Linked DNA regions of Homo sapiens: all the other regions are linked to region 3. A link is a contact called in ENCODE Hi-C or POLR2A ChIA-PET data. All regions are on one chromosome and are shown on one strand. Each heading gives the region's core, a stretch centred on a gene start or an enhancer-like site at or near the end of the contact. The rest is flanking DNA. Distances are from core to core; before and after follow the strand shown. Region 1 has its middle 84 kb from the start of ARHGAP20. Region 2 has its middle 180 kb from the start of LINC02550. Region 3 has its middle 14 kb from the start of POU2AF2. Region 4 has its middle 140 kb from the start of ARHGAP20.

What was found. A loop is a pair of places that touch in the nucleus more often than their neighbours do. ChIA-PET counts read pairs that join two places held with the same protein, here RNA polymerase II (POLR2A). Pooled maps may share reads with other maps.
Region 1: a map with no recorded cell type shows a loop between it and region 3 (8-fold over the local background). The contact joins two enhancer-like sites. A Hi-C loop is called at or near these places in 3 of 37 single-sample maps with no recorded cell type and 3 of 50 pooled maps. POLR2A ChIA-PET finds 5 or more read pairs at or near these places in 2 of 52 experiments (IMR-90 and MCF 10A).
Region 2: a loop to region 3 is called in a map of prostate gland, with 2.8 times the contacts of the local background. The contact joins two enhancer-like sites. A Hi-C loop is called at or near these places in 2 of 168 maps with a recorded cell type or tissue (IMR-90 and prostate gland), 5 of 37 single-sample maps with no recorded cell type and 13 of 50 pooled maps. POLR2A ChIA-PET finds 5 or more read pairs at or near these places in 2 of 52 experiments (Panc1 and activated T-cell).
Region 4: a map of GM12878 shows a loop between it and region 3 (4-fold over the local background). The contact joins two enhancer-like sites. A Hi-C loop is called at or near these places in 2 of 168 maps with a recorded cell type or tissue (GM12878 and IMR-90), 9 of 37 single-sample maps with no recorded cell type and 7 of 50 pooled maps.

Annotation. Positions count from the first base shown.
Region 1 is chr11:110,793,336-110,800,051 of GRCh38, forward strand. No RefSeq gene overlaps it. Among named protein-coding and RNA genes, the nearest start is that of ARHGAP20, 84 kb to the left of the region's middle. Within about 2 kb of position 4,241, at least 2 of the 41 ENCODE cell types and tissues checked have a DNase peak (open chromatin) inside an H3K27ac peak, as active enhancers do.
Region 2 is chr11:110,915,039-110,921,322 of GRCh38, forward strand. No RefSeq gene overlaps it. Among named protein-coding and RNA genes, the nearest start is that of LINC02550, 180 kb to the right of the region's middle. Within about 2 kb of position 4,458, at least 2 of the 41 ENCODE cell types and tissues checked have a DNase peak (open chromatin) inside an H3K27ac peak, as active enhancers do.
Region 3 is chr11:111,228,844-111,235,589 of GRCh38, forward strand. No RefSeq gene overlaps it. Among named protein-coding and RNA genes, the nearest start is that of POU2AF2, 14 kb to the right of the region's middle. Within about 2 kb of position 1,693, at least 7 of the 41 ENCODE cell types and tissues checked have a DNase peak (open chromatin) inside an H3K27ac peak, as active enhancers do.
Region 4 is chr11:110,853,583-110,859,900 of GRCh38, forward strand. No RefSeq gene overlaps it. Among named protein-coding and RNA genes, the nearest start is that of ARHGAP20, 140 kb to the left of the region's middle. Within about 2 kb of position 5,014, at least 5 of the 41 ENCODE cell types and tissues checked have a DNase peak (open chromatin) inside an H3K27ac peak, as active enhancers do.

The DNA.
Region 1 (6,716 bases), core at 2,991-5,490, 430 kb before region 3:
GACAAGGTCTGGGTGATAGAGTTACTATGAGATCATTGTTAATAGATGCTCATGGAGTAGTGTCTATGGTTTTAATTCCGTGTTTCATAGTCACAGTGAGAATTTCAATAGATCAGTTAGGAGAAGAAACAGTGGATTCCTTAAGAAAAAAAGAGGTGTTTAAAAACTTTTTTTAAAAAATGAAGTATGAATAGCCATGTATGGATTGGAGCTGGAACGGAAAGCCAGCTCTAGGGGCCTTCTGCCTTCTTGACTCTCTCTTTTGGCCCCATATAGTTTCTCTCTTACTGTCTCAGCTTCTCTCCACATTCTTTTCCATTCGCTTCTCCGTATTTCCTGAGCCAAATTCCAGAGGAACTTAGCTTGGCTAGCTTAGCTCATTCTACTGCCATTGTTGGGTGAGACCCTTTGAATAAAGCCACCCACTGGTTTCCGGTCCACCTACTCTTGATTCAACCAGCAACCAGTGCTTTGTGGTGAACAACCTGGCCCTGCCTCCGTGGGAAGAGCTGAGAGTCTGCAGGTTTCCAGTAGAACAGAAATATGAGTAACAGATCCAGGACACCAAAGTGTCAGGTCCCATTGAGCATGAAGGAGAGAAATTGCTTTGAGCAGATCAATGTCTCAGCTTGAAAGGCCCCCGCAAGACACAACTGCACAGCCCCATTTCCTCCCACCTCTACCATGAAAGATTGTTCCTGCAGATTAGACATAAGTCTGTCTCTCAAATATGTATTCCATTTCCCAAAGACTCCAAAAAGTGGGCAAATCATTCTGGTCTTGGGGCTGAAGTGGGAAGGCTCTTTTTTCTTTTTCTTTTCTTTTTTTTTTTTTTTGAGACAGGGTGTCTCTCTGTTGCCCAGGCTGGAGTACAGTGGTGCTATCTTGGCTCACTGCAGCCTCTATCCCCTGGGCTCTAGTGATCCTCCCACCTCAGGCTCCCAAGTAGCTGGGACTACAGGTGCACCACCACAGCTGGCTAATTGTTAAAATCTTTTTTGGTAGAGGTGGGGTTTCTCCATGTTGCCCAGGCTGGTCTTGAACTCTTGAGCTCAAGCGATCTGCCCGCCCTACCCTCCCAAAGTGCTGGGGTAACAGGCCTAAGTTACTGTGCCCGGCCGGAAGGCTCTTTCATAAAAATAAAGCAGCTCAAAGGAATTCACTTAAGATTGTTAGAATTTGGATCCAATATTGAATTTTTTTTCCATCTCAAATCCTAGATCCTATTCTTCCGCTTGCCAGTTGTGGAACATTGAAAAAGTTATTTAAGTCTCAGTGGTTTCATCTGTGTAATGGCCGTAATGCTAGTATCCACTTCTACATTTTTGTGAGGATAAAATGAGAGAGCACATGGAAATGCCAAGCTTAGTTCCTGGCACATAGCAAGTATTCAATAGATTTCACCTGTTTTTATTGCTTCTGCTTGATTGCCTCATTTATTATCTCTCCAAATATGTCATTTAATCAACATTTTTTGAAGGCTTACTCTGAGAGATATTTCACTGAAGCACTTAAGGCACCCCAAAATTACTTAAAATACCCAAAATGAAAGTGATTTAAAAATTTTAACAACCATCTTAACAACCATTAGCATTTACACTAATGTTTTCAGCAAAGTCTTTCTCTACAAATGCAGAATCTTATTATATAATATGAGTAAATTCTGGTATGCTCTAAGCTACAAACTAAATAATCTTTTTAAGTTTATAATTGTGAATCTATGTAACTGAGATGGAATTTTATTCAAAAAGTAATTTTTAAATAATGATAAAAGTTCATAGCATTGAAATAGATTGAGAAATTGTGCTGAAAGAGACAATGTCAAACTTTAGAAAGCACACACAGCTTAAAAGTTATGAATCTGTGTAATTTTTGCATGACATTTCTTCTCAAAATAAATATAACACTTTTTTTCTCTTGAATGAAAAATTCTGTGCTAACTCATATCCTCCCAAACATTTCTTGCCCACAATAACTTATCAGTGTGTGTACAGGATGGAGGAAAAAAATGCTAAGGAAGTAGTTTTCAGTTTCAAGTTTCCAAAGGGTTATTATAAACAACCATCAGTGTGTTTGAACAATGGGGCTTTTTAGTTAATTTAATTTTTTGCTTACCTTTGGATTGGCCTAAATACTTTTTCATTTTAATCCATGCTAAAATGCACTGGAGTATGGTTAACATAAATGAATCTTAGATAGTTTGGGGCGCTGGGTCATGAGCAAGAATGCTAATTCTCACATAGGCATTCAAAAAACTTTTGTTGACTGAATGTGCTAAACTGTACATGTACATGGTCCATGGGCAGAGGATGTGTTAACTGAAGGACATCTCTAGAACAAGGCTTTCAAACATATTTTAGAGAAACCCACATTAAAAAAAATTTTTTTCTATCACAACCCATTACCAATAAATATACGTGTGTGTGTGTATTCACATAAAGAGTTGAGACAAAAATTTTGCAAAAATATAACTACCAGCTACAAAGTATTCTGATAATTATCTTTTTAAAATTGTCTTTCATTTTTCAAAAGGGATGCTATTTGTGACTTACTGAATTGGTTTTATGATCTACCAGTGGATTATGACCTGTAGTTTGAAAAACATTTTTAAAAGCATATTTCTTACATTAGCATGCGTTGTTATTTTGCATAATTTACCTAAGCATTGAACCCTGAGAAAAAAGCTTTTGTGGTTATTTTCTTTTGTAGATTTTTCCAACTTTGGAAAATTGGAACTAAATTTCTTGGTTAATACTGATTTTTAAATTTAGATTAACTTAAATTAGCTTTTGGTTACTGTACTTCAAAAACAATCTATTCCAAAGACCTGAATTTAAAGAAATTGCTTAAATTTGTTTTACCAAAGTATCCAAACATGAAATAATAGGTTTACACCTATCTGAAACATGAAATAATTCAATGATTAATGAAAGCCTTTAAAAAATAGGAAATTATTAATTAGGGATTACAGTAAAAATAATGACCTTAAAGTGTCTGACATGCCGGGCGTGGTGGCTCACTCCTGTAATCCCAGCACTTTGGAAGGCTGAGGTGTGAGGATCCCTTGAGCCCAGAAATTCGAGACCAGCCATGAGCAACATGTTAAGACCCTGTCTCTACAAAAAAGTACAAAAATTAGCTGGGCGTGGTGGCGCACACCTTGGAGGCTGAGGTGGGAGGATCACTGGATCCCAGGATGCAGAGATTGCAGTGAGCCAAGATCATGCCGCTGCACCTGGGTGACAGAGCAAGACCCAGTTTCAGAAAGAAAAGAAAAGACAAGAAGATTAAAAACTAATCTGAGCCAGGTGAGTGGTGTGCACTCGTAGTCTCAGCTATTCAGAAGGCTGAAGTAGGAAGATCGCTTGGGTCCACGAGTTCAAGACCAACCTGGGCAATGTATCGAGACACTACCTTAAAACAAAACAAAACAAAGCAAAACAGCAATCAAAAAAACCCAATATGAGAAAAAAGTACCTCATCAAGCTACTGAATAACTTGAGCACACTCTAGCATCTGTTCTGTTGCTTATTTGTTTTTGCTTTTACTGGCATCAGGAATTATTTCTATAGTTCCTCTGGTATGTTCCCCTGACATGGGATATGCCAGGCACATGTTCTTAAAAACAATTTCTTAACATAAAGAAATTTCGCATTTCAAATCCTTAAGAGTTGGAGAACTTAAAATCTCATACTGGAATGAAAATTGCTTCTTCTGCTTTCAAAGGCCTTTTGATTAAGGGCTTACTTACTACCCTGTCTCTACTAAAAATACAAAAAGTTAGCTGGGCATGGTGGTGCACGCAGGTGGTCCCAGCTACTCGGGAGGCTGAGACAGGAGAATCGCTTGAACCCAGAGGCCAATATAGTGGGGGTGGGGGACAGAGATGGCTCTTAAAGGCAATGATTTGGCCAGTTGTCAGGTTCAGGAGAGTTCTATTAAGGAGACAAGCTCCCAGGTGTTTATTGGGTGCCTATGGAGTTTTAGCCAGTCTTCTGCTTCTAAAACTATTAAATATTAAGCTACCTTGGGATGCATTGCAGAACCTCATTTTATTTTTCCCCTGTGGCTTCCATGTGGCCCTTTATATGGCCTAAGTGGGGCAGTTATGAACCACATCCCCTCTCACCAGGCACAGTGTGTTCCTGGTGCCGGAGAGGTGGTGGGGCAGGTCTGAAGTCTCATGGGAAGCAAATACTCAGTCCACATTGATTCCCAGGCCTGACTCAAAAGGGCTGTGTGATTTGAGGAATTACCCTCATTGTGCTTCCCCATTCTCAGAGAGTAAAACCACAGGGCAGTTCTGGCTGACGGGTTTGCACCTATCTGGTGTCTGCTCCACTGTTTCTGTCATGTTGAGTCACAGGGCATTCATTAGTGACTGCCTTGTGCAGTGCAATGATGTAGTGAGGAGTCCGTAGCCCTGGGCCTGAGTGGGTTGATCCTGGTGGGAATTTCAGTTGTGGAGCACTGGCTCTGTGAGGCTGGACACATTACTTTAGTCTTCCAAGCACCTTAAGTTTCTTCATCTAGAAAATGGAAACAATAGTATCTACCAAGTAAGCTTGTTGAGAAGATTAAATAAAAACTAACAAGTGGCTGGGTGCAGTGGCTCACGCCTGTAATCCCAGCACTTTGGGAGACTGAGGTGGGCGGATCACTTGAAGTCAGGAGTTCGAGACCAGCCTGGCCAACATGGTGAAACCCTGTTCTATTAAAAATACAAAAAATCAGCTGGGCGTGGTGGTGCACGCCGGTGGTCCCAGCTACTTGGGAGGCTGAGACAGGAGAAACGCTTGAACCCGGAGGTGAAGGTCGCAGCGAACCGAGATCGTGCCACTGCACTCTAGCCTGGGTGTCAGAGACTGTGTTTCAAGAACAACAACAACAGCAACGACAACAAAAGCTAACACGTATCAAAGGCTTGTGTGCCAAGTACTGTTCTAAGCACTTTTTAGCTTTACATGTGTTAACTCCATGAATATTTACAGCAACTCTATGAGGTAGTTGCTGTCATCATTTCCATCTTACAGAGGAGGAAACCAAGGTTGATTTGCATAAGATCACACAAGTAGGAGGTGGCAGAGCAAGGATTAGAATCCAGGCAGCCTGACGCCAGAACCTATGCTCTTAATGCAAAATATTCATGTAGGAATTTAGGAACATAAAACTGTTTTAAAATGGTTCTACTGCATCCAAAATTCATTCAATGAATATTCCACAAATGTTCCTCAGTGCCAACTGGGTGAGAAGCCCTGTGCCAGGTGCTGTGGGGAAGCAAAATTAAGTAAGACATCGTTGTTACATATAACAGAGAAGAAAGATTCAGTGGCACCCCTACAAGGGGAAGTAGTACAGGGTGATTGCTGCAGGAATTTGGGAGTGGGGGTTGGGCAGAGATTGGGAGTTCTGGTGTTGCCTCTGATTGGCTGAGGGTGGATAAAACGAGGGGAGAGGTCAAAGATATTGCTGAGACGTCAAGAAGGGTGGAAATCTGTCTGAAAACCAAAAGGATGAGAACTCAAAAAAAATGGTGATCCCATGAACAGCATGGAGGGATCCAGAGGCACTGGAGTGGCCAGGAGAGGAAATGCCAAGGTCACCTGAGGACCTCGTAGGACTCTGTGAGGTCCAGTGGGGTGGCAGGTGGTCCTGGTCATGCTCAGCTTCTCTGTATACCCCGAATTACATCATATAGACAGTGCTGTTATTGAGCTGAACATGCAATACGTGCTTGTTCGTCATTAATTCATTCCACAAGTGTTTAATCAGCATCTATTTTGTGTCATGTGCTCTTAGGGTCTGAAGCTTTCTCATCTCAGAGTTCACATTTACTGTGAATTTGGAGAGGGAAGCCTTTTAATCTATTAGTCTTCTAGGTTTTATCTTTTTCTTTCTTTTTTTTTTTTTTTTTTTGAGACGGAGTCTCGCTCTGTCACCAGGCTGGAGTGCAATGGTGCGATCTCTTGACCTCATGATCCGCCCGCCTTGGCCTCCCAAAATGCTGGGATTATAAGCCTGAGCCACCACGCCCAGCCAGTTTTATCTTTTTCTTTCTCAGTTTTATACACTGACTATCGTTACTGCTAACTCCTCACATTAAGGGTGCCCAGGGCAAGAGCGTAAGTGGAAGTCTAGTTACAAGGCACGTTTTAATTTTTAATTTATAAATCAGGATCACAAACAAGTAAAAAATGTTCTACCCTCTTACTTTGATAAAAATACCCACTAAGGACTTGGAAGGCCAGGTTGGAGTTTGTGATTGTCAGTTGGCTTGGAGAAGCGCACCAAGACGTGGCAGTTCGGAGGGACAGTACTGGCCGGTGGCCGCTTCCTGCTACACAGTAAGGGACCTTGGGAGCTTGTGTGGGACCATCTCTGCCTGTGAGTTTGAGCTTTGTTCACTCCCCATACCCCTCTACTACTTCTTTGCCATCCTCTGGAACTAGAGCAGTCTGCCCTTGACCCAAGAGAGAGGCTGCAATTAGCCTTAGAAGTAGGATTGCCAGGCGTGGTGGCTCATGCCTGTAATCCCAGCACTTTGTGAGGCTGAGGCGGGAGGATCGCTTAAGGTCAGGAGCTTGAGACCAGCCTGGCCAACATGGTGAAATCTCGTCTCTACTAAAATACAAAAATTAGCCAGGCATCATGGCGGGTGCCTTTAATCCCAGCTACATTGGAGGCTGAGGCAGGAGAATCGCTTGAAACCTGGAGGC
Region 2 (6,284 bases), core at 3,208-5,707, 310 kb before region 3:
CCAAAGGATATGAGATCAGTATGTTGAAGAGACAACTGCACTCCCATGTTTACTGCAGTGTTATTTACAATTTCCAAGATATGTAAACAATCTAAGTGTCTGTCAACAGATGAATAAAGAAATTGTGGTGTACATGGAATACTACACAGCCATAAAAAAGAATGAAATAATGAGCTTTTCAGCAAGATGGATGAAGCCAGAGGTCGGTATCCTAAGTGAAGTAATTCAGAAGCAGAAAACCAAATATTGCATGTTCTCACTTATAAATGAGGGCTAAACAATGAGTATACATGACATAACGATGGAGATAAGAGACACTGGGGATTCCAAAAAGTGGGAAGGCTGAAAGGGGGGCCAGGGTTGAATATTATTTATCAGATACAATGTTTACCATTTGGGTAATGGGTAGACTAGAAGACCGATCCTCACCAGTACGCAGTATATCCATGTAACAAGCATGCACATTTAGATCCCCCCTGGAATCCAAAATAAAATTTTTTAAAAATTGCGGTGTATATAAATATATGCAATAGAATATTGTTCAGCCTTAAAACAAGAAGGAAATTCTGCCATTTGCAACAACGTGGATGAAACTGGAGGACGTTAAGCTAAGTGAAATAAGCTAGACACAGAAGAGACAAAAACTGCATGATCTTGCTTGTATACGGACTCTTAAAAAGTTGAACTCATAGGGGGCCGGGTGCTGTGGCTCACGCCTGTAATCCCAGCACTTTGGGAGCCCAAGGTGGGTGGATCATGAGGTCAAGAGATCGAGACCATCCTGGCCAACATGGTGAAACCCCGTCTCTACTAAAAATACAAAAATTAGCTAGGCATGGTGGCACATGCCTGTAGTCCCAGCTACTTGGGAGGCTGAGGTAGGAGAATTGCTTGAACCTGGGAGGCGGAGGTTGTAGTGAGCCAAGATCGTGCCACTGCACTCCAGCCTGGGTGACAGAGCGAGACTCTATCTCAAAAAAAAAAAAAAGTTGAACTGATAGAAATAAAAGGAAGAAGGGTAGTTACCAGGGGATGGGGTTGGGGGAAATGGGCAGATGTTGTTCAAAGGGTACAAACTTCCAGTTATAAAATGAGTAAGTTCAGCTGGGTGTGGTGGCTCATGCCCTGTAATCCCAGCACTTTGGGAGGTCAAGGTGGGTGGATCTCTTGAGGCCAGGAGTTCAAGACCATCTTGCCCAACATGGTAAAATCCCGTCTCTACTAAAAAATAAATACAAAAAATTAGCTGGATGTAGTGGCACACACCTGAAGTCCCAGCTACTTGGGAGGCTGAGGCATGAGGATCAGTTGAACCTGGGAGGTGGAGGTTGCAATGAGCCAAGATCGTGCTACTGCACTCCAGCCTGGGTGACAGCACTAGACTCTGTCTCAAAACAAAGTAAAATAAAATAAAATAAGTAAGTTCTAGACACCTAATGTTCAGCAAGGTGCCTATAGCCAATAATAATCTATTGTATACTAAGAGAGTAGATCTTAAGTATTTGCACCACACACACAAAAGGTAACTATGTAAGGTTATGTGTATGCTAATTAGCTTGAGTGTGGAAATCATTTCACAGTGTATACATATATCAAAACATTATGTTGTTTACCTTGAATATATACAATTTTTGTTTTTCAATTATACCTCAATACAGTTGAAAAAAAGATTGATTCTATTTGCCTTTATAGTGAGAATTTCTTACAATCTTGGCATTTTTTTTTCTCTTAAGGCCTATACTGTCACAATCAAGACTTGTCTCTGCAAATGTGAAGATCAATCTAGATGTAAGACTAGCATGTATCTGGGGCAAATTGATAACAATTTTTCCATGGCCAAGGAATATACAAATACTTGAGTATAAAACCACAAGTTACCCACTGGTACAGGGCTTATGCTCAGAGAATCAATGATAATAATTCCTACACACCATCTAACTCCTTACTTTCTGCATACATCCTTCTTTGTTTCTTCATTTCAGAATGTCCAGGTCTCAACTTCAAGCAAAAGAAGCCAAAAGTAAACAGTCAACAATGGGTCCAAATCAGTGGCAAATACTCTAGAAATCAAGACAGAAACCCTCTCTCCTCCACCTCTTCCCAGAGTGCCAGAACGGGGCCAGACTTGCAAGTCCTAGGAGGAGGAGCCCTTCCTTTCAGGATATTTGCCAAGCATTCTTGTCTCTCTGAATTGTAACTGGTATCGTTTTGGGCACAGGAAGGACATAGAAGGGTTAAGTAATGTGCCAGATGTAACAGAATAGGGAAAAAATAAGTTATCTTTCTGGAATTTGATCTGCAGTAAAAGCCAGTCTGGTGGAGGCTGTGCCTGTCCTTTTTTCTTTCAGTAGTAGGGTTTTTAACCCAATTATCCAGACTTTTTTTTCAGCTCTTTGTTTTATTTTACTTGTACAATTAGTCTTCAAGTTGATTTGAAAACAACAACAAAAAACAAAATGTAACTTTGAAAGATGTGGAAAGTTAATATTCTCCTGCGAGGCTTTAAAGGACCACCAAAGTTAGCACATACTTAGCATTTGAATATAGGCCCTGCACTCACTGCCTCCAGTAATAATTTGCTTCAGATAACTTTGCTATTGGAGTGTGTTTTGGGATAGGTGCTCCGACACCTCTTAAGGCAAATTCCAAACTCTTCTGGAAAGTATTTTTGTAAAAGAGAAACAGTCATAAGGAAGGATTACCAAGGGGAATTTTGGAAACCAGCCACACAATTAGACAACTTTTCTTCTCCAAGGACCTGTAACTTCTGCTCAGTTTTAGTATTTATATGGACATAGCCCTTGCACTCTGACATTTTTAGAAGAAATTACACTGTGCCAGAGATCTGGGATCAGTGACAACCACAATGGTCTCCTTGGAAAGCAAAAATGCTCCCAGGAAAAGTCAAGTCACTTACCCGTTAATCAAACTGCCAGTCACTTCTCACAAGTAAGACTGCTAAATGGATAGGAAAATACCACCTTTGTTCTAAATTTAGGAGATGAAGGAGGACAAGGGAGAGGAGAAGGAAAGATGATAAAGAGGGAGGAGGTGGAGAGGAGAGGAGAGAAGAGAAGGATTATGACAAAGAAAACTCCAGCTAGGTAAAGGGAGACAGAGCTGAAAGGAAAGAAGTATCAATGTAGAATGGACAGTCAAAGGAATCGGACAGTAGAGTATCTGGTAGGTAACAGTAGGGAGAGACAATGGCTATTTTAAGTCACATCTCAAGCTGAGTTGAGTTCAAATTCTGATTCCACTTCTTTCCAGCTGAGTGATCCTGGGCTTGTTCTTTAAGCTTTCTGAACTTCAGTTTCCTCATGTGTAAAATGAGTTTTACTATCTTCACCTTGCCATGCTGTTAGCAGGATCAAAATTATGTGTATAAATCCTTGCTCATTACAGTTCCTATACCATGGTATCTTGGCTGAGAACAAACCCTTTGTCTTTCTTAAGACTGATTAGCCTGGAATGTTCTAAGCTAACCTGCTGTGTTCTTGGGTAATTTAGTTGTCTTGATGGAAGCCAGAGGATAAGACCACACCCCTGAGAGTGGAGGTGGAGCTTCTCTGAGGGAAATGGAAATCACAGCTGACATCTACCCTTGGTGAAGGCTAGGTCAATCCTGGGACAGGAAATCAAGACTGTGGAGGTGGGCAAGGATTGCAGGGAGTACGTCTTCCTCTGTGGAGGTGGAGGTTGGTCTTAAGCCTTTCTTTAGGAGACACACTGTTGGGTATTTTCCCTGGAGAGAAGAAAGACGATTCCTTCAAGATGGTGGCCAGCTGAGAGAAAGTCAGGAAGAGCTTGCTCAGGACCTGCTGGGCCCAGCAGCTCTGAACATCACACAACAGTAAGTCTGTTTTGTGCTTTCCTTCTGCCATCCCTGACTTTCAGTGAAGGTTTTCAAAGAATTGCAGCCTACTCTCCACCATCCTTGTGGGTAAATGAGCCTAAGGGAAGGATCAAGGGGAACAGGTGAAGGTAACTGAGGCCAGAGAGAAGCTGGTCTCCAGAGGCAGGAGGGGCGTGCATAGATGTCCGTGGGAAGCAGAGGGCAGCATTCCAGGGCCTGAGCAGTTGATGACAACTGGGTGGACTGAAGGGGACATGTTCACCTGCTCCAGGGAGCCCAAAAGATAGGGAGGACATTCTGATAAACACTGGGCTTTATGTAATCAAGTGGGTGGAAGCAAGTATAAGCTCCTTTTAATTGATACATTTCCCAAGTATTAACTCTAGTCTAGAAGCAAGATAGTAGTTAATTATCTTCCAGCAAAAGATTTTTTTAAAAGTACTCTACCATTACTGGCTTTGGACGTGAGAAACTTCCTGCCGTGTTGGTCAGCTTCACATAAAACCCATGAGAAAAGCACCTGATCAATCCCTACTTGTTCTGCAAAGTGGCCAGCCACAGAAAACCCTCTGCTCCTGACACTGAACAATGTTTCCTTGTTTGAAATGTCCCCTAACTGCTTGCTTGCTCCTTTGCAGCAGACCAAGAATTGCTAAAAATACCCCAAGATCAATGAGTCTCCCCTGCTTCTCCATCCCACCTTAGCAGAAAGCCGGACAATCAGATTCTTGTCCCAGCATTTCTCCTTACTGTCTAAAACTTCCTCTTCTCTACACCCTCAAAGCCCTGCTGAAATGAAAGTGATAGCAGATGGATTCCCTTGCTGCAAGTTTATGAATAAACAGCCTATGTTAATTTTGTCCTGAAACCAGTTTGTCTTTGCAAATGGGAAGTCAGTCACAGAAATACGGCATTTGCCAAATGAGAAATTTGGAGTAGAGCCCCTAGAGAAGCAAAGGGCTTCTGTTTCTTGTAGTTTTCTGGAATTTAAAGGAGTTTCATGCCCTTTACCCCTCCTCCCTACTCAAAGCCTTTATAGGTGAATCATGGGGCCTCATCATAGGTAAACAGGCAAGAGGTTCTCTTGATGGTGTGAATAGTTGGAGAGGTATCAAAGTGTTAAGAGAGAGAGGATGTCACTGCTCCTCATGGGACCAGCTAATGCAAACTTCACGGTTTAATATATTATAATGGGACCATAGCTAATGCAAACTTCAGGGTTTAATATAATTTTGAAAAATAAACTATATGCACTGGATTGACATATCAAACCAAATTAATAAGTGTTAAACATCTCCCATGTTCAGGGCTAATATATAGATAATACTATGTAATGGGAACTTAAATTAATTAAAGCAACTCTGGCCTCCCTAGAAGTTGTTATCAAAAAATCCACATTCTAATAGTGGGAATTCCATGGAACCTAGTGAACAACACATCAGAATAGGCTATGGGATTCTAAGATGCTCTTTCAGCTTTGCTGGAGGGCTTCATCTAAGGTGACTGGGCACCTTTATTTAAGGAGTTTTAAGTTCATTTTCTCCAAATGAGCACTGGTTAGCTTTATGACACACCAGCTGGGATCTCATATACTATTCTTTCTGCAACTAAACTGTCCCCAGGTACCAGGAAAGTATAGTACAAATGAATTTTTATTGACACTAATACCCAGATCCTGGTGACTTTCAGTCCACATTGCCCCATGAAGGACTTCCACGTCTGCCCTCCCCTAGTCTTCCCCAATTATTCCCCAGTTCTCACTGGTACCATCCAGATGCTTTCACTGGTGGCCTTCATGAGGAGGCAAATCTCTTGAAGACTGCCTCCTTTGCTCTCACTGCCCTGGGCTGTCAGAGCAGCAAAGCTGCCCTCAGGTTAATGACCCTGAGAGTCTAGGGGCCAGGGAGGAGAACTGGCTTCTCAAGTCTGGAGGGCTCACCTCAGCCTGAGACCACCCCGCCTTAGTCCAGACACAGACTTTCAGGATGAGCAAATCCTTCTGGCCTCTCTCCTATGGGCCTCAAAACCAATCCCTCCGGACCCTGAGGTCTAAGGGCGCAGGGATCACGTCACAACCAAACCACCCATTTCTTACTGCTTTTTCTCCTTCACTCTTCCTCTCTTGCATAAAATCCCTTCCCCTTTCTTCAGCAAAAGCCACAAAGACCCAGGCTTATCTAAACTGCAGAGAGGTCACCAACTAGATTTTTCTTAAACAGCTACATTGAATCCCAGCTTGACCTAGCTGGCGGCACCCAAAGACAATTTGAACTGAGCCTCTGAACTTTAGTGTGGAGGTATGGTCTAAATCACCTGTTTCACTCTGATCAGCCTATAGATCTTGGACTGGTGTGAGAGCCACCAATGGATCTGTGAGGGCTACATGTGGATTGGTGAGGGCTTCCAACTGGCTGCCTGAAGTTCTGGG
Region 3 (6,746 bases), core at 443-2,942:
CAGCAGCCTTCAACAAAAAATGGGCAAGCTTTAATAAAAGAAAAAAAAAAACAAAATATTTTCACCACAGAATCCAAGGCACAAATCTGTTTGTCAGGGATGAGTGAGACTATGTATATCTTTTGTGTGTAGACACAGAAATCCTCTCCTGACCAAAAGGTTCAGCTCCTGCGTGAGCCGGTCAGGAAGAAAGGGCTAGTTCTCCAGCTGAGGAAATCAAACAGCTGTTTAGCGGCAGGGAACGGCTCCCAAGGCTTCAAGACCCTGACACCTGAGGGGGATCATCTCAAAAATCCTCAGCTCGTGGAAGATTTTATTTTCCCCATTATCCAGTCCTCACTTACCCCCAACAGTCAGTCAAGAAGCCACTAACTGGAGGACAAATTGGAAGGACATAAAGCACAAACAGTTCAGAGAAGTCGGAGAGGCCAAGAGTTGTTATCAATAGAGTAGAGGTTATTCTCTTAGTGATTTTCAGAGTAAGCCCCTAAGAAGATGGGAATTTCATTTTAAACTTAATAAAGAATAGAGGACTACTGTATCCAGGGGGCTGACTGTGTTCTCTCCCTTCACAGCTCCGTGCATCCAATAGTTGGCCAGTGAACCAATGACTTTGCAGTCCCTACTGTTTGCAATGTGGAGACAGACAGGAGAGCCGGTTCCCACCCCTAGACTGCTGGGAGGGAAGACACGCACTCCAGTAACAATGCCCAGCAGATACAAAGCATATTGGCACAGTACCTGGCTATAAGAATCACTGAATAAATGATTTTATACCAAACTGATTTCAAAGGTTTTATATCAGAGTACCCAGAAATGTAAACCAGAACAAAAGTGCCAAGTTAGATGCACAATGGTTACAAGGGAAGGGAGTGCCGAGAGCAAGCTGATTGTGGGCAGGATGTGGGGGGCGGGGCAGCCAACTTTGAGTTGGAACGCTGGAGTTACAGTGTAGGGGTTCTGCCTCCCACAGAAAAAAATTCAAGGCCAGGGGAGCAGATTACCAATCTTGTGTCAGCTTTGTGGTCAGAAGGAGAAGTAGCGTTCTCTCAGTCCTGGAAGGAGGAGGCATACCAAGAATCCTTCTTAGAAGACTAGAAAAGATGTGGGCTCGTATTTTATCGTGAGGGCCAGGAAGATGGCAAATGGAGCCTACCAAGGACCAAAGTTTGCTTGGTTTCATCTAGTGTCTAACTGGATCAAATAAATCTAGTGCTAATAAATAACAGCTACATCATTACAATGGAACAATCCTGAGACAGGCCAATGTCTTTCTCCCCATTTCTCAGATGAGGAAACTGAGGCACAGAGAAGCTATGTGACTCGCCCATGTTTACATCATTTGTAAGTGGAGCCGGGATTCAAACCTGGCCCTATAGATTCAGAGCCTGTGCCCTTAACCACATGGCTTTCCCACCTGTGGTAAACTAGAGAGTTCTGCATGCCCAGACCACTCAGAGAAAGAGGCACCTCCTCTATGTGCCATGCTATGTAGTGATCCACAGCAAAGCGTAGGGGAAAGAATTGGAGGGATAGGCAGGGAAGGTCGGGAAATGGATTCCTTCTCTGCAACCAGTCATGGAAGGAGCATTTCAGGTTGATGTCCGCGATTTTCAGGAAGAAAAGAGTACCTTCCTTCCAGGTCACTGCAGTTCCCAAAAAAATCCTCGCTCTTGCCCAGCTGCCGGGGCAAGCCCTTTTGGCGAGCTGCGGATAGGGTTGAGGCACCACCTAGTGGCTTAAACTGAAAATACTCCCAAATGAATGTCCCTGGTGAAAGGAGGCAAGAGGGGAAATCGTGATCGCCCAAGGCAGGAAAAGGGAATCGAAAGCAAAAACTACTCATGCTCAAAGCCTCCTTTCTGCATTCCCCTCTAGCCTACAGCTACGCATCATTAAAAGATGTCCTTTTTATGCCAGCCTGGTCAAGAACTATTATGTTGTTGTTCGGGTTTTTTTGTTTTTGTTTGTTTGTTTTGTTTTGAGACGGAGTTTCGCTCTTGTTGCCAAGGCTGGAGTGCAATGGCCCGATCTGGGCTCACTGCAACCTCCGCCTCCCGGGTTCAAGCGATTCTCCTGCCTCAGCTTCCCGAGTAGCTGGGACTATAGGCTCGTGCCACCACATCTGACCAATGTTTGTATTTTTAGTAGAGACGGGGTTTCGCCATGTTGGCCAGGGGTCTCGAACTCCCGACCTCAGGTGATCCGCCCACCTCAGCCTTTCAAAGTGCTGAGATTACAGGCGTCAGCCACCGCGCCCGGCCAGGGTCAAGAACTTTTATGTGAGGGAGGTTAGTAGGTCAGGTCAATGGATTTCAACACCCCCAAAAGAACTGTAGTCTAGATTAGGCATGTGAATAAGGAGAGTTAGGGAAAGGAGGGCAGATAGGAGATTCAGTCTGAGGGGAGAGGTTTAAATACAGCTTCTAGAACTCTGAGCAATGTTCATACATTGGTGTCAGGTGCAGATGAGGCTGTCAACTGGTGAAGTCAATTCAGGATGGTTGATAAGAAGGGTTTGTGCCAGGGTCCAACCTCAGGAAACTAGGCAGCTGATTGGGCTCCCTCACTCCACCTCTAGAAACCTGGGGAGATGGGGAAATTTCAAGCATTCAAAGGATCAGACAGGAGAGGTGGAAAACAGACAAAATCAGATTCAGGAAGTGGCCAAGTTTAGTGTCAATTTATGCCAGGTTGAATGATGGTCAGTCTGTACAGATTTGGTCCCAAGTCTGTTCAGGTTAGCAGCGTGCAAGGTGTGATGGAACCCTTGACCCTGCAGGCATTGATATTCTGTTATGTTTTCTAAGAATGATACTCTAGATGTTTCTCTCTGCCCCTGGGCTTTGTTACATCTGCTCTCCAGGCACCCCAGCCCCAGCAACCCCTCAGTATTCAGACCAAGGCAGAGGATGGCATTTCTTCTATTTGACCATCAAGGACTTGCCCTTCGGGCATATCAGGACTGACACTGCAACTCACTCCTTCACCTTTCCTTTAGCCTCTGTAACTCAGCTCCCTAAAGTTTCAGGCTCCCCTGCCCCGTTCTCTCTTTTCTATTTTGACTCACCTTTATTTTCACTTTTTAATGTTGACTCTATCCTTGAGTGAAGTGTGACTTCACCTTTTGTTCTAAGCTGAGCTCAGGGCTCAGTCTCACTAGCGGTCAGATGGTTTTGCTGGTCAGAGTCGTGTCAGGAGCCTCTCCACTTGATCTCAGATTCCTGCCACAGCTGCCAGACTGCTGTTTCTCCTTATTGCAAAAGCTCAGGCCATTGAAGAGCTCCCTAAACTTATGTAGGCTAAAGGGATCTCCCTTGGGTCTTTATTTATTTATCATACAGAACTGATCATCCCCAGGGATCAATGAATGAATGAGCCTTCCTATGTCTATATTAGTGATGTATTTATGTCATAACATACTTAACATAGTCGTGTTTCCAATTGTATATGCCTGAAAGGCTAAACTGCTGTAACAGGCCCTGAGTTACAGTGTCTTCAAAATAAAGTTTATTTATCTCTCATGTTACAGTTCAGAAAAATATCAAGCTATTTTTCTGGACTCAGTCATTCAGTGACTCTTCCATTTTATTTCCTCACCACCTTTCAGAGAATTTCCCTATGTTCAGTAAATATTTGAGCACTTACTATTTAAAAGGTTCTGGGTCACATTTTACAGGAGATAGGTAGTTCAGCCTTCTCAGAACTCAAGATCTAATGGGAACACAAAGCAAGTAAAGGAATAAGTACAGTTGAGAGAAGAAAAACAAATACAATAGAGAGATCTGCAGGGATCAAATGAGGAAGGAATCACCTTCAGTTCAGGGACAACAGGAAAGTCTTCACAGAGGACATGTGTATAAGATAAGATTTGAAGGATAAATAAAATTTTAGTAAACAACAGAAGAAAATGTTACCAGTGGAGAAAACAGTATGAACCAAAGTTTGAGGATTAAAATATATATAGAAATGCTCCTAAATGTCCATCAATGATAAATTGGATAAAGAAAATGTGGTACATTGGTTTCACCGTGTTGGCCAGGATGGTCTCGATCTCTTGGCCTCACGGTCCGCCCACCTTGGCCTTCCAAGGTGCTGGGATTGCAGGCATGAGCCACTGTGCCTGGCCTTCATTTTTTCTTTGAGTCAGGATCTCACTCTATCACCTAGTCTGGTGTGCAGTGGTGCAATCATGGTTCACTGCAGCAAACTCCTAGGCTCAGGGAATCCTCCTGCCTCAGCCTCCCAAGTAGCTGGGACTACAGGCACATGCCACCATATCTGGCTAATTGGTTTTTATTTTTTGTAGAAATGGGGTCTCACTATGTTGCCTAGGCTGATCTCAAACTCATGGCCTTAAACAATGCTCCTGCCTCTGCCTCTTGAGTTTCTTGGATTACAGGCGTGAGCCACTGCACACAGATATGGTTGTTATCTTTATTATACTGATGCTTTCATGGGTATATGTCAAAACTTAGCAAATTGTACACTTTAAGTGTGCAATTAATTGTATGTCAACTATACCTCAATGAAGGTATTCAAAAAACTGCACACACAAAAAAAGAAAGTGTGGTACATATACACCATGGAATACTATGCAGCCATAAAAAGGAACAAGATCATGTCCTTTGCAGGAACATGGATGGAGCTGGAAGCCATTATCTTCAACAAACTAAAGCAGGAACAGAAAACCAAACACCACATGTTCTCACTTATAAGTGGGAGCAGAATGATGAGAACGCATGGACACATGGTGGGAACAACACACACTGGGGCCTGTCGGAGGGAGTGGGAGGAGGGAGAGCATCATAAATAATAGCTAATGGATGCTGGGCTTGATACCTAGGTGATGGGATGAGCTGTGCAGCAAACCACCATGGCACACGTTTACCTGTCTAACAAACCTGCACACCCTGCATGTGTACCCCTGAATTTAAAATAAAAGTTGGAAATCTAATAAATAAATAATAATTTTACCAAAAAAATTTAGGAAGAAATGAGGATAACAGAATAAGGCATAAGGAGAATACAGTTTTGAGAGAAGTTAGAGCCTCATTGTGGAGGACTTGGATGACAGGTGAGGAACCAGTTCTTCACTGGTGGGCCAGGGGCAGTCATCTGAGATTTGTAGTTGGGGAGGAAATGATCAGAGCTCTAACATTAATTGAGATGGACTAAAATGGAGATGCTGAGCACGGGAAAACTAACAGAAAACTACCGTAAGTCAAGGAGGACACAGCACAGACTGGATTCAGGTCGTAGGTTCAGAGAAGGGGCCTGAAGAGAAACCCACGATGAAGGCAAGACCGACAGCTGTGGAATGCTGGAAATGAAAGGGGGAAATAAAGCATAACTCAGAGTTTTCAAGGTTTATACACTCAAAAAATGGTGATGCTACTAACTGAGATATGGAAGTCAGAGCATGATCTGAGGTTGGGTGAGGGTAGGAGGGTGAAGAGTTCAGTTCCAAACATTAAGTTTAAATTCCTAGCAGACTCAGACACAGCTTTCTAGAAGCAGCTCAAAATGTATATCTGAAGCTGAGAAGGTAAAGTTGTTTCTTGTATAAGATATGGATTTAAAAGTAGTCTGTAGGGAAAGAGACATGAAGAGGAAAGAGGTCGCCAAGAAAGAGAACATAGAGCAAGGGGCTGGCGGAACATTAGAAAACTCACACGCCTTAATTGTAGGGGAAGAAGCTTCAGGGAAAGAAGAAGGAAGAAGACATATCTGAAAAGCTAAAAAACCAGGAGTGTGCAGTGTCCTGGGAGATAAAAAGAATTCTCAACAAGGTCCAACTATATCAGAAACAAAGAGAACTGATGAGGCAGATGGAGGAAAAAATATTGAATTTGATAAGTAGTTTGTAAGTTACAACTTTTAGGATGGTAGTTTGGTACGCTGAGAGGGATAAAAACGAACAAATTAAACAGTGGTTTAGGGAAGTTAGGAAACAAATATGGAAATTTAGGAAAGGAGCAACAAAATAAAACAAAAGGAAGTAGAAGTGAAGGATTAATAAAGCACAGATTAATGAATTAGAAAATAACACTAATAAATACAAAAGCTGTATTTAAAAAAATGAACTATTAGCTAACCTAGTTTTAAAAAGAAAGCACAACATACATAAGAAGAAATAAGTGGCCAGGCACAGTGGCTCATGCCTATAATCCCAGCACTTTGGGAGGCCAAGGCAAGTGGATCACCTGAGGTCAGGAGTTTGAGACCAGCCTGGCCAACTTGGTGAAACCCCATCTCTACTAAAAATACAAAATTAGCCAGGTGTGGTGGCGTACACCTGTAATCCCAGCTACTCAGGAGGCTGAGATAGGAGAATTGCTTGAACCCAGGAGGCAGAGGGTGCAGTGAGCAGAGATCACACCACTGCACTCCAGCCTGAGAGAGACAGAGTGAGACTCCATCCAAAAAAAAAAAGGAAGGAAGGAAGGAGAAATAAGTGAGACACCCCAACACATAAATAAGAAACTAAAGGAATCATAATAGGCTACTTTGTTCAACTCTACACAAATGAATCTGAAAATCCAGATTAAAAGCATAATTTTCTATGGCTATATAATCACCAATAATATCCTCAGATGGTATAATGTATATTTTGAAAACACAATATAAATTACTGTAAAACTACTAGAAACAATAAGATATTCCATACCATAAAGGAATGACAAACTAATATACAGAAATCAACCACTTTCATATACATAAACAATGAGCGAGAGTATAATAGA
Region 4 (6,318 bases), core at 3,764-6,263, 370 kb before region 3:
CAGGCCTTTGATCATAATTCTCTTGGATGCAGGTGACAGAACAGTTATGGGAGTAGAGATGTTGGAAGTTGGGGCAGAAGTGTTGCTACTTTGTTGCATCCCCTCTCTCCTTCTAATTTCTGTAGCAGTATGAATAGATATGTCAGATAACTTGGTTCTCCCATAGGATGCAGCCTGGGTATCTTCACAAAACCATGGGAAGTACCCAAAGCAAGCATTTCTCTGTAGAGTCCAAGAATGATAAGAACTAAAGCTGCAATTGATTATTTGTTAAGTGCCAGCCACTGTGCTTTACCTGGATTATCTCAACTAATCCTCCCAAAAAATCTCATTAAGGAGAGGACTGTGGTTATCACTGTATTACAGATTAGGAAACAGAGGTGAAGAGAAGTTGAGTACCTTGTCCAACATCACATGGCTAGTTAAGTGGCAGAACTGAGACTTAAACCTGAACTCACGTTTCTTAGATGCCAAAGCCCACATTCTTAACCCTAGGCTGAACTGCCCTAAGCCTACAGCCCAGTGGTTGTGGAGCATCTAAACCTGAGGATGGCAAATAACACCAGGACCTTTGGATATTTCTCAGTGCTGGGAGACAGATTTTTGGAACAGGACCTTGTGGCTTCTTGAGTAAGTGAGCTGTAGTCATAGGGTCAGCTTAATAAAAAGTTTCCCTTTCACCTTTCATACAAGGACAATGAAACAACATGAGCTATGAAAACTCATCATGTGCTTGGCAAAAATTCTCACAGAGTTAGCTGGAGTAAACCTTAGGTGATTTGGAGTTCAAGAAGGCTCACGAGCTCACCAACCAGAGCCTGGCTTCAGGGCTGGCTAGCTCTCCGCACAGCCTCATTCATGCCCAGTGTATGTTATTTCTTAACAGTTGCTTGTTGCTTTGCTTATTGTCAGGCACAGTGTTGGATTCTATTCCTACCTAGATTCCATATAGAGTATTTGGTTCTCTCTTTCTGGCAACTCATTGTTTCCTTCTGCTCATTCAAAAAGAAAAAGAAAGAAAGAAAGAAAAGAAAGAAAGAAAGAGGAAGGAAGGAAGGAAGGAAGGAAGGAAGGAAGGAAGGAAGGAAGGAAGGAAGGAAGGAAGGAAAAAAGAAAGAAAGAAATGGTCTTGCAGGGATCTTTTAATTATCTTGGATTGGGTCCTATTACCTTAGACTCTTCAGAACAGGAGCTTCTCTCATTTTCTTTGGTCTTTCATGCTGTGTTTAACAGAAGTTCTTCCGAAGTTCCAACCTAAATTTGTCCTAAATTTGTTTAGGCTCTTTCCCTCTTGTCCTACTTGCATTATTATTTGGAAACCAACTACATGAGAAAAGGAGGTAGCTAGAGAACAGAGAGGGTGCTGTGTGGATCGATTGAATCCTGATTCAAGCTCAGCTTTTTAGAAGTTGACAGCTGCTCTGCTTATTCAAAAGAATGTATTCTTTCTATGTCTATTTTTATATCCTTAGAGCACTAGGAAGCCTTCGTTTGAAGGGAGGTGATCTCTCTCAAGAGACTGAGCCACATGAAAAATAATAGGGGTTTCAAGCATTTCAGGTGCCTAGAAATTGCTCTCTTTTAGAAACAATCCTTCTGCTTTTGAAACAGTTAATTGAATAACGTTTACATTCATAACACTACAAGAAATTGTCCAAGCCCATGTGCAGTTGTGACAGCTGGAAAGCATTTTTCAGCCATCTTCATGCCTTAGACCCTATAGACCCCTTGGTGCCCCCTCCCTCCATCTCTGGAAGCCTATAAAATACATTTTCTTCTGCTGACATTGCAGCATGAACTTTCCATAGCAACTTATTCCCACACCACCTGTTAATAATGCCAAGAGTAATGCATTTAACTCCCTGCATACTGTGCCAAAATGTTTACACAATTCAGCTTATTTCAGAGTTTAAAGACCAGACATAAATCCTAAACTAGCTGTGTCCCTTCCAAACACTCAGGGAGTTGGTTGCAACATTTTTGTGGGTAAGATTGGGCAGATTTTTCCAACTATTTTTTAATAAAATGGGGGGTACTCCTTTGAGACTACTTTGCTAACTGTTTTGGGCTCATCAAAAGTGAACTGTTTTGTGGAATGTGGACAAGTATGAGAGCATCTTTTCAGCTAAATATCAACTTTATCGGAAATGTCCTTAAAACAAGAACCAAAGCTTCCAAACTGAAAATTTGTTAATATAAATATCTGAAGATTACATCTATAATTCATTAAATGAATTAATAAGAATATAAATTAACATTTATTTTGGATTTCATTGTTTATAATTTTAGTTTATATTTGTTATTTAGTAATTAATTCTCGTGAAAATTTGGTACTGCACAGATCAAAACCTACATTTTTTGCCATTAAATATACACTTTTAATATACTTTTGTCAACTCTATCAGTTAAAAAGTGGGGCTTTTAACCCTACCATTAACATTTTTATTACAAAAATGTATTTATATTTATCTATTTCCCTACAATGAGAATGAAAGAATTCTGAAGCATAGACACAGAATAAATAATGCCTCCTTGCTGTTAAAAATTTAATTGGAAAAAGCATGTCTATTTTATAAACATTGTTAATTTTATCCTATACTTTCTGACTGGCACAGGACAGATATTAAAAATATTATACTTTATAATCTGAAATCTGCAAAACCTACATTTTAATGCCAATAAACCTGAGACTCACACTAGGAAGACATCTGCCTAAGTTCACACAGCTCGTAGGTGATAGAGCTGGGATTTACTTTCTGATGTGTTTGCTTTTAAAGCCAGGACTCTTTCAACTACACCATAATTTTCTAAAATGGTTTTCTTCGAACCTCACATGAGGAGATAGCAATAAGCATGTCTATAAAAGACTGTGCTATGGTTAAGTTACCTTTGAAAACTTGATACTACATTTTTCTCTTAAAAATTTACAATGCACATAAGCATACTAAAGGCTCTGAGAAGTCCTGCAAAAAAAGAAACCTGTTTCATTCTGTGCAATCGAGCAGTTTCCAAACTTTCTTGAGCACAGGGCACTTTTTCCTTAGCACATCCGTCAACACCCAGAGGAGAACAGTGTGTGGAACATAAGTGTAGGAGACACTGTACTCAGCTAGGCTGTTCCCCAACCATCCTTGAATGCCCCTAGGGCCAGCCCTTTCTTCTTCACTTAGTTTCTAAGTACCTTTTAAAGGGGACATATATAATCCTATTTTCTCTCCCTCCAGTAATTCCTTATTCATCACTCCAGGCATCTCTCTTAGTAATGCTTTAAACTGACTGCCTAAAAGAGATCATTTCTTCTCCCTTTCTGCATATTTTGAAACAAGTAACAAAATAAGGCATGGATTAATATAAGCTTAGCTGGTTTATTCAGATCCTCAGAGAGTCAAACACCATATTTCCATCTGAAAACTTCTACTTAGTGCAGCAGAACTCTCTGCTTGAGCACACATTTTCATGAGACCCCACATGGTGACAAAGCCAAATGAATTGGTCAATTCCTTTAGAAAGTATTTGGTATCATGTACATATGGTCTACATCTAAAATGATGTCACTCTTGGGTAAATGGCCCCATGAATGTGAATTAGTAATTCCCAAGATTGTGAATAATAACTTTTTTATGAAAGACTATTGTCCACTAAATACCTAGCACTTAAAACTAAAAAACTTGTTTACAATCAATCTAAATATTTGAAGATATCTTAAGTTCTAACCGGAATGCTCACTTTCCTTCCAAATGCCTAGCACTGTACAGATGTAGCCAAGAATTTTGAATCATTGACTAATTCCTTCCTTTCATTTCTTTAACTTCTCCAGTTTATATTGTACTAATCTGGGTGCTTTATATTATGTAGACAATCTTATTGTTAGTTGGCTCCATGCCAAAGACATTTAGTTATAAATGTTAATTATCTTTTTTGGTAGATGAGTAAAATGGAAACTAGGTAAAACCAAGAAAGAATAGCCATCCGTGCTCCTCCTGAAAGAATTTTGAAGTTAAAATCCACTAAAGCATGCAAAGTTCTGTTTTTACTCCTTGATCTTTTCACTCTTAGCCACATACATCTAAAGTTATATTTCTCAAGGGACCCTAAAACAAGATTCAAAAGTGAAAATGTGGAACCATGGTTTGGAGTATGCAGCATAGAAAAATCACCTGAAACTAAACTAAAATGAGCAATTTAAAAACATAAAGGGGCGAAATGACCTGACAAAGAAAGATATCAAATAATTCTGAGCCAGAGTCCCAGGTAAAAATGTCGAAAACTTGCAGCTAAGAATAAAATTAGGAATTAGAGAAAATGTTGCTCTATTGGGCTGGATTTCCTCCAGGTCAACAATCACTGAGTCATTAAGAAAACTGAGAGTCCAAGAGTTCCTGATTCCCTGTGACAGGCCTCCATTCCCCAGATGAAGTTAGTGTGCTGGCTTAGCCACCTCTGCAGGGTGTGGACACCAGCATGAAGAGCAGAAGTCAAGTCTCGCTTTATCTGGCTGTGTTCCTGGTCAGTTTGCATTCTCAACCTCAGAGTGAGGGGGTATGATTTAAATGTGAATGTTTCTTAAAGTTCAGTTAATCCAGAGTGCTTGCAAAAGACCAAATGCTGCAGACCAATGATGGTTTTTTTTATACCAAGAACAAAATTAAATGTTGTCTATCAGCTGGACTAGGGAAAACATGATCCAAGCCACATAATATGCTAGTAGCATAACTACATGCTATGATAATCACCATGATCATCTCACCATCAGGGTTGTAATGATTCCAGAGTAATGATGAGGTTGGATCGTGCTAGCCATACCCTTTCAGCTGACCAGGCTGATCATCCTTGTGATTAAGGACATTGTTGAGTTTGCTTTCATCAGATAGACCCACATTTGCCCTCTCTTTGGAGACAGCGGCATCTGTGAGTACAATTTTTCTTTTATATGGGAGTTCTGCTGACTTTTCGATGAGCAACTTGCCGAAGTCTGCTGTCATAGAATCCCAGAGCCAGCAAGGTCCCTGGGGAGTCATGGAGGCTGCATGTCCATGCTGCACACAAACAGGGTCAGGACGGTCACATCTGGCCATTGTAGCTCATTTATACAGCTGGGATCCAGAAACATCAGTTTCGCTGTGCATGCTGTGCTAACACCCCACAGAGCCCTGGCCTCAAGGAGATGTGAAGAGCTCCATCCACAGCACTGGGTCCTACACACCCAGGTTACTCATGGGTAACCCGGTGGCACGGCATGTTATGATTTGAGAAGAACCAGAATTTGTGTTCTCAGAATTTCCCCATCTGCTGGCACCATGCCTGAATTTCCAACTATTAGATTCACTCCTGTGGGTTAAGAGGATGATTTCTGCTTTTTTTTTTCTCCTTTAGCACAAAAAACCCATTTAACATCAAACCACTTTACAAATCTTCCACATGATAGTTATAATTTTAGTTTCTGATGACTCAAAAAGAAGTAAACAACTACTAAAAATTTTTGTTGTGCTTTTATATGGATTTATATCTAATAAATTATAATAACATCTTCATATGTTAGAAAAATAGTCACCCATGTATTTATGAGCTATATTATTTACTAAGTCTAGAAACAGTGCTTGGTAAACACATGGCTTCATGGATCTCTAGTTCTGCATTCTTTCTCCCCACTCTCCCACCACACGCACCCCATGCTTTATCACCAAGATTTATGATCCACCGATTGGGGCCACTAAGTTAAGCAGCATTTTATAAGCTTGTGTTCTCTGGGACACTGTTCCACAGGGTACAAAATAAGTGTTCAAAAAAAAGTTTGGAAACAGCTGGGTTATTCAAAGTCAAATAGTTCTCTTTCTTGCAGGACTTCTCAGAGCCTCTAATTGCTGACACGCATTTTACATCACTAAGAAGTTATGGATTTCAGCATTCACTAAACCTCTTGAACCATGGAGGCCTTTCCTAGGCATACCTATTGACATATCTGGCGACAACATGCCAAAGAGCAATGCTTTAGGAAACACTGTCTCCAGAAGATTTCTGTTGAATATAAACATACAACCTGGGTATTTATGGCCTCCAATAAAAGAAGTTGTTGAATTGCCAAGAGGAAGGTCTTAAACGAATAGCTTCTTGGGTGTCTCTCCTCTAAGGAGCCTGACACACATAAACAGTACAGCTTATTGTCTCAAGTGACATTTATGGTGATAATTATTATCTCATTAATTGTTCCCCCTCCCTCATTAAAGACAAAACAAAACAAAACCCAGAGGCTAAGAGAGTAAACGGCTTAGAGTCAGTTAGAAAATCAGGCCACACAATGAATGGAAGCATTTTGGTACC